Linked DNA regions of Homo sapiens: region 2 is linked to region 1. A link is an interaction called in ENCODE POLR2A ChIA-PET data of the cell type or tissue named here. Cell type or tissue: GM12878. All regions are shown on one strand.

The links. Peaks named below come from ENCODE experiments on the same cell type or tissue, not always from the same donor. Only the 100,000 strongest peaks of a DNase experiment are listed, where the experiment ranks them.
Region 2: POLR2A ChIA-PET joins it to region 1 with 5 read pairs; 2 of 35 experiments call an interaction of 5 or more read pairs at or near these places.

Annotation. Positions count from the first base shown.
Region 1 is chr3:195,251,355-195,255,354 of GRCh38, reverse strand. The region is part of intron 1 of XXYLT1 (xyloside xylosyltransferase 1); the gene reads left to right. Among named protein-coding and RNA genes, the nearest start is that of XXYLT1, 18 kb to the left of the region's middle. RefSeq lists enhancers at 1,014-1,801, 2,591-2,640 and a silencer at 3,460-3,509. In GM12878, no CTCF peak of the experiment used is centred here; a DNase peak (open chromatin) is centred at 2,452; H3K27ac peaks cover 2,160 bases.
Region 2 is chr3:195,036,595-195,040,594 of GRCh38, reverse strand. No RefSeq gene overlaps it. Among named protein-coding and RNA genes, the nearest start is that of XXYLT1-AS1, 56 kb to the left of the region's middle. In GM12878, no CTCF peak of the experiment used is centred here; no DNase peak of the experiment used is centred here.

The DNA of each region.
Region 1 (4,000 bases):
TGAGCTCGTGGGTGCGAGCCGTGTGGGGTAGGGAACCCCGCTGCTGTCTCCCACCTGGCTCTGCACTCCTGCAGCCCCAGTCCTGCCGTGACTGTCACAGGGATCTCCAGGCCTGGTCGGCGGCTCCCTGTTGTGCGAGCATGGTACTCGGAAACCGCCTTTTCTGCTGGTTTAGTCCGACTGAAGCTCCTTGCTGAGGGACTGCATTCCCTCTGCAAACCTATGGCCTTATGGGTCTTTCTGATGCTGCTGTTATCCCCTGCTCTGTCCGCAGTGCTGGTGAATTTCCCAGCCTGGGGCAGTTGGGGACAGGGTCCGAGTCTGACTTCTTTCTCTTTCCTGTGCAGCGGGTGTGGGAATGGGCGTGTGTCTCTTGAATGAGTATGGTGTTGGCTACAGATGGGCCGCTTTAGATCCTGGCTCTACCTCATCTTTCTGGGAGGTGGGGGGTAGTTGTTTACATTCTCTGAACCACCTCCTCTCTGTAGCAGGGGCCCAGTCCTATCACCTGCCCCAAAACATTGGTGTGAGGGCGACGTTAAGTGACTGAATGTGCACAGCGCAGCTGTTTGTGCTTGACGCGTGCTAGGTGGACCCTTAGGCACTGCCCTGGCCCCGTGAAGGCCCTGCAGGTCTGTGTCCCACCCTTGGTGGCTGTGCCCAGCTTTAGCATGCCACCTCATGGTCCTGCTCAGTGGCTCACCTGCTCACCCTGTGTCAGGTCCCAGCCTGGCGCAGGTGGCTGCCCCTGAATCTGGGCCTTGCGAGCCTGTTGCCTGGATGCCCAGGTTCCAGATGCTTCACCTTGGGAAACAAAAGAGCAGTTTTGGCACAGAGATCCCGCAGCCTACAGACTTAATTATGCCCCGTGGACGTGCTGAGCAAGAGTGAGAGGGTGACTGAGCCTGCAGAGGGCTCTGTGTGATGCCATGTGGCCCCCAGTTTCCTCACAGGGGAAAAGGAACAAGCTTCCGGCTCAGGGAATGGCTTCCCAGGAGCAGATGGTACTTTGAAAATCACCTCGTCAGGCTTCGAGCCTGCGTCCTGTGGTTGGGAGGGTGAGGGGCGTGTTGTTTCTGCTGCTGACCCCAGTTTCAGGGCAAATTTAACCTGTGGTCAGTGCAGGGTGGGGCTTTGGTCCCAGGCCCTGGGGCTGAGGCCCTGGAGAACCTGCCAGGCCTGGGCAGTCACTGCTGACGTCTGTGGCCAGAGTCTCCAAGCGCTGAGGGCCCCCTGGGGCCTGATTTATGGGGGTCTTTGGGGGACTTGTTCCAGCCTGGAAATGTGAGAGGGAAATCTCCCCACCCCAGTGGGGGTGCCCCCTGGTGCACAGCTGGGCAGTGGGCACCCCCGTGACTTGTCCGAGAGCACCGTTTCCCTCTGGTGTTACCCTTTAAAACTCACTTGAGGGAAGAGTGATTGGCTACATAGTTGAATTTGCTGAGCAGCGTTTGCAGAGGATGTAAACTGCCAGGTAGGCTGGCCCTGCTTACTGGTCTCTTCTTTGGGCTCACTGAGTGACTGAGTGGCTTTCGCTTTGATCAGAAATGTGAACAGGCCGGGCGCGGTGGCTCACGCCTGTAATCCTAGAACTTTGGGAGGCCGAGGCGGGCGGATCACCTGAGGTCAGGAGTTCGAGACCAGCCTGGCCAACATAGTGAAACCCCGTCTCTACTAAAAATACAAAAATTGGCCAGGCGTGGTGGTGGGCACCTGTAGTCCCAGCTGCTCGAGAGGCTGAGGCAGGAGAATTGCCTGAACCCAGGAGGCGGAGGTTGCAGTGAACCAAAATCACAACACTGCACTCCAGCCTGGGAGACAAAACTCCTTCTCAAAAAAAAAAAAAAAAAAGAAAAAAAAAGAAATGTGAGCAGTTGAAGATTTTAGAACTGATGTGGCTCTCAGAGAGTTGGGAGACATTTTAAGGCAAATGCAAAATGAAAACGTGTCTTTTGCTTAAGGCTGTGTCTTAAGCAGGGGCCTTGGGAAATGAAACGGGATCTTGCCGCTTCGCCTCCTGATTTCTGGAGCTGTTGACTTCTCAGCCTTTTTCTGTGACATGTGCAGCATCTGGACCTGATTTACGGGAGTCTTTGGGGGATTTGTTCCAGCCTGGAAATATGAGAGGGAAATCTCACTGCCCCAGGAGAGGAGTCAGTGCTTAGGGCAGCCTTCCCTGGGCCCCGGGGAGAGGGAGGGTCCAAGAAAAGGGCAGGAGAAAGTGCTTGGAGAAAAGCGGGCAGCTGGGGTGCAGTGCCTGGGCTCCACGGAGAGCCCTTTGTGACTTGCTTCTCCAGGTAGTGGAAAGCTGTAAATCTCATTCAACAAACCGTCTTCATTTTCCCACGTTCCCTTGAGCCCTTGTTTCTTGCAGGCCTAATTTGGATAGAGCAGGGGAATTTTGTTCTCTACTCACGTTACTGAATAGGGGACCCACCTGCGGTGGCGTATGCCATAAACGCCTCCCCGCCTCGCCGCCCCTGCCCTGTCTCCAGCTTATTGTTCATATCACTGTAGCATACGTTATAGTCATATTTCTTTTGTAACCTGAGCTGTGAGTTTCTGTTTTTTTCACACAATAAATAACACCACAGTGAATCTCTCTCTCTCTCTCTCTCTCTCTCTCTGTGTGTGTGTGTGTGTGTGTGTGTGTGTGTGTGTGGTTTTTTTTCTTCTTTTGAATTGTTCCCAGGAACCTTCCTTGATTCTCCACAAGAAACACTTCCCAGTCCTATGTGGTCCTGTTCCCACAAATTAACACATGTGAAGATCAGGTCTATCAGGGCTGCTCCTCAGTGCCCACTCTCTTGCCTCTTCATTATAAAGAATTTTTCCTGCTAATTTATATTACACAGCCCCGCTTTTTGCCTCTCACGATATATTTTTTAGATGTTAAAAAATTTTAATTCTAAAATAAGCCAAAACAGAAAAATGAAAACAAAAAAAGTAACAGATATCTTTGTTTCTACTGTGTAAGTTAAATAGGTGCTAACATTTTTCTCTATTTGCTTAAGATTCTTTTTTTAAGGAAATAAAATATTATAGACGTAGCTAAAGCTCACTCTATTTCTTCTCCATCCTACTCCCTCCAGAGGTATTTACTGTCACAAATAAGAAGTTGGTGTTTTGTGCAATTTGTATGTTTTTAATTTTTACCACATATGTATGCATAAAATATATATGTATTACTGCTTTGTATGTTTTCAGCAGTTATGTAAACAGTCTCATATATCCATTTGACATTTCATTGTGAGTATGAGATTTCATAGCCTTATGATTTTGAGATTTATCTTTGCTGATACATGGAAGTCTTGCCCTGTCATTTTAATTGCTGTGTAGTATTTTATTGTGGGTGGACCTCCGTTTACTCATTTGCCTTCTGAGAGATGGCCGGGTGGTTCCCCTGTTTTGTCACTCCCACTACTGTGAACACCCAGGCGAACAATGTGCTTGAGGCTCTCCAGGGTCACGCCTGGAAGGGGCTGCTGGGTCCTGGGGTGTGTGCATCTTCTGCTTTGCAGGACCCTGGTGAGCTCCCCTCCAGGTGGCTGTTCCCCTTCCCATTCCATGTTCTCTTGAGCACTTGGCGGAGACTCCCTTTTATTGGTGTGGGTCTTGCTGCCTTTGAGGCAGGAGGTAGTAGAGGCTTGGGGGCAACTTTGGAAATAGGATAGGAGGGAAACTTTGAGAGCAGACCTGCGTGGCTCCTTTGTGCCACCTCAGACTTCCTGGCTGTGCAGACACTGGGGCCAACCTTCCGAGAGCGTTCAGAGTCTCTGTGGAGGGTAGAGAGGAGGGTGCCTCCAGCTGCAGGCGGAGCAGCCCCTCACTGAAGTCTGGACCCGGTGCTCAGCGCAGCTTCACAGGCGTCTGTCCTGGCCTCACTCCCTTCATGGGCAGGTGCAGGGCTGTATGAGAAGGGCCGGGGGCCTGGCTTCTGGGCTGGCTCCTATAGGGACCTGCTGCCTAACCTGTGGATAGCCCCTTTCCACCTGGCTGG
Region 2 (4,000 bases), 210 kb after region 1:
AACACCCCTTCTCACCGTTTGGTTGTTTCTTTGTCATAACAATGAGAAAGGGCATTGTCTGTGTGGCCTTGGGCAAGTCCCCTCCCCTCTGAGGCCTCAGTGTCCTCACTTTCTGCAAGGTCCTTCTGGCTCTAGCAGTCCGTGATCCTGAGATACTCCTGGGGCATGGACTCTCCAATAGCTGGCTTGGGCTCAGCTTGTCACCACCCTCTCCTCCCCACTGTGGCTCCCGTTCTGGGCACAGTGAAAGGCAGCATGAGGGGTTTGCAGACTGGCAAGCACACGATCAACTGTCAACCTAGGAGCTGCAGGCAGTGGGAGGAGGGACATCGGGCTCTAGCTTTGGCACCGCGTGACCTTGGGCAAGTCACTTCCCCTCTCTGGGTTTCAGGCTCCTCTTCCGTCGAAAGGGGCAATGTCTGCCTCGGTCCTTGAAGAACTGTTGTGTGGCGTGAACTTGGTGGCCTTTGAAACCAGTGCAGAGCCGCTGGGTGAATGTGGGGGTGAGGACAGCTAATTCTTTCCTGAGTTAGACTCGGCAGGTCACTGTCTCCCCACGGGGCATTGTACATCTGGGGCAGTGGCTTTTTCTCATAGCTAGGAGGCAAGAATTCATTGTAATTCTCCTTCTTCGGTTCCCCATCCCCCATCCCCCATCCCCCATCAAAAAAATGGCGTTGCCTGCCATCCAACCCCAGAGAAATGCTGTGAGATTCAATGAAGTGACATTTGCAAAACAGCCTGGCTATGAAACCAGCTCTTCTCTTGGCCTCCCTGAAGCTCTTCATGTCTCCCCTACCACTGAGTGGGGCTGGTGGAATCCTCTGGACCTCTGAGCCCCCAGCTTCAGAGGCTCTTCCTGGCTGCAGGGTCCCTTCCACACTTAACCTCCTGTGGCCACAGCTCTGGGTTCTCAGCAGTTTGTTGCAGTCTCTGAGGCCTCCAGAGCACTCCCTCCCACACTGCTCAGTCTCTGAGGCCTCCAGATCAATCCCTCCTACACTGCCAAGCCCTGGCTACCTGCAGGCCAAGGGTTCAGCTGAAAGGACAGCTTTTTTCTTTCCTTGCAGTTTTTCTCTTTTTAAGAGAATATCAAACCAAGAAATGCAGCTTAGAAGAAATCAATCCTTGCTGCAGTTACAGCAAATCAATTCAGCACAAATTTACATAGCACCTGCTGTGGGTGGGGCCCGCAGCCCTGAGGAATCAAAGCTGAATCAGGCCCCATTGAGCCTAAGATGAGCCCGCCCAGCTCACAGGGCAGGAAGGGAGATGGAACCGGGCATTCATCGTTTAGATTCAAGCTGAAGAGTGTTCCAGACCAGAAAACCAGTCACCACTCGCGCTACCATGTCGTTACTTGGCAATGTGTACCTAGCTTTTTATTATATTATAATTTGGGGGGACAGGGTCTCGCTCTGTCTCCCAGGCAGTGGCACAATTGGTTCACTGCAGCCCCAACCTCCTGGGCTCAAGCAATCCTCCCATCTCAGCCTCCTGTGTAGCTGGGACTACAGATACATGCCACCACACCTGGCTAATTCTGTTTATTTTTTTTGTAGAGATGAAGTCTCACTGTGTTGCCCAGGCTGGTCTCAAACTCCTGGGCTCAAGCCATCCTCTTGCCTTGACCTCCCAAAGTGCTGGGATTATGGGCGTGAGCCACCATGCCCAGCCCCTACCTTTATTATATGCTGACAATAATACCTACTTTGGACTGTTCTGAAAATGAATAAAATACTGCATGTGAAAGAACTCTGCAAGCAGAAGCACTCCAACTGTGCTTTGCTGCACCCAGTGACCAATGCTCTGATGGCCGTGGAGGTGTGGGAAAGGTTGTGTTGACCTGGAGAGCTCTGGGCATGTTTCTTGGAGGAGATTGGATTTGTTCCTTTAAAAATGGTGTGTTCTGCTCTGATCTTTGAAAACTGGCAAGCCACATGTAGAAAAATGAAACTGGATCCTCATCTCTCACTTTATATAAAAATCAACTCAAGATGGATTAAAGACTTAAATCTAAGCCTGAAACCATAAAAATTCTAAAAACCTCTAATAACCTTGGATAAACTCTTCTAGACATTGGCTTAGGCGAATAATTCATGATTAAGAACCCAAAAGCAAATGCAACAACAACAAAAGTAAATAAATAAATGGGATCTAATTAAACTAAAAAGCTTCTGCACAGCAAGATAAATAATCAGCACAGTAAACAGACAACCCCAGAGGAGGAGAAAATGCTTGCAAACTATGCATCCGACAAAGGTAATATCCAGGATCTACAAGGAACTCAAACAAATCGGCGAGAAAAAAACAAACAAACAATCCCATGCAAAAGGGGACAAAGGACATGAATAGACGATTCTCAAAAGAAGATATACAAACAGCCTCCATCATATGAAAAAATGCTCAACATCACTAATCATCATCAGGGAAATGCAAATTTCAACCACTTTGAGATATCACCTTACTCCTGCAAGAATGGCCATAATTAAAAATCAAAAAACAACAGATGTTGGCATGGATGCGGTGAAAAGGGAGCACTTTCACACAGCTGGTGGGAAAGTAAACTAGTACAACCACTATGGAAAACAGATGGAGATTACTTAAAGAACTAAAAGTAGAACGATCATTAAATCCAGCAATCCCACTACTGGGTATCTATCCAGAGGAAAAGAAGTCATTATATGAAAAAGACACATGCACACACATTTGGAGCAGCACAATTCACAACTGCAAAGATATGGAACCAACCTAAGTGCCCATCAACCAATGAGTGGATAAGGTATTTATACACCATGGAATACTACACAGCCATAAAAAGGAATGAAATAATGGCATTCACAGCAGCCTGGATGGAGTTGAAGACCATTATTCTAAGTGAAGTGATTCAGGAAAACCAAACATCATATGTTCTCACTTATAAGCGGGAGCTAAGCAGTGAGGATGCAAAGGCATAAGAATGATAAAATCGACTCTGGGGCTGGGGTAGGGGAAGGTTGAGAGGGGATGAGGGATAAAAGACTATATATTGGGTACAGTGTACACTGCTTGGGTGATGGGTGCACCAGAATCTCAGAAATCACCACTAAAGAACTTACCCATGTAACCCAAAACCACCTTTACCCCCCCAAACTATTGAAATACAAATAAAAATTATTTAAAAAACTAACAAAAGTTTACTTCAAACAACAAAAAAAAGGTGTGTTATTTCATATTGACTTTGTCCCAAATAACAAACAACTTAAACTATAAAGCTATTTTTTTTCCATAAAACTTTCAAAATGTCGGTGGGCTAGGCCAGTGTGGCAGCTCCGTGGGGTCAGGGACACACAGTATGCTTCTGTCTTGTTTCTTCTCTAAACTTGGCTTAATTCCCAAGATTACTTCATGATCAAAAATGGCTGTTTCAGTTCCAGCCATTACGCCTGTATTCCAGCCACCAGGAAGGAAGGAAAGGGTATGACCACTTCCTGTAAGAAAAGTCCCTAATGTTGCATTTACCTGTTGACTAGATCCTAGACATGTGGCCATATCTGCTGCAAGAGATGCTGGGAAATGCAGTCTTTATTCTGAGTATCTATGTGCTCGGCTTAATATCCTATGGAAGAGCGGGGAACAAAGATCAGGACTAACAAGCAGTGGCTGCCACAGCCGAGTGGGCCTCTGGTTCCCCGCAAACTGTGTCTCCAAATTTTATTCCTTTTTGCTTTAAGGAGACTTCCCCTGCCCCCGCCATCTGGTATTCAAAGAGTGGACCTGCAGGGGGGTGGGCTGGCTGGGTCTGATTTCTGACTGTCCTGGGAAAACATCAAGCTGGACCTCCAGCTGCTCCAGAGCGAGCTCTGCCAGGAGGGAAGGGGTTGTGGTTGGGGGCTGTGCACTGGGGTCTGCACAACCTCAGCGAGAATCAATTCATCTGAAGGTTTCCCCCAGCATGGAAGAGAGTCCCAGGTGTGAAGGCAGAGGATGGGGACGAGGTGCTAGGGAGGACTGTGGGTAA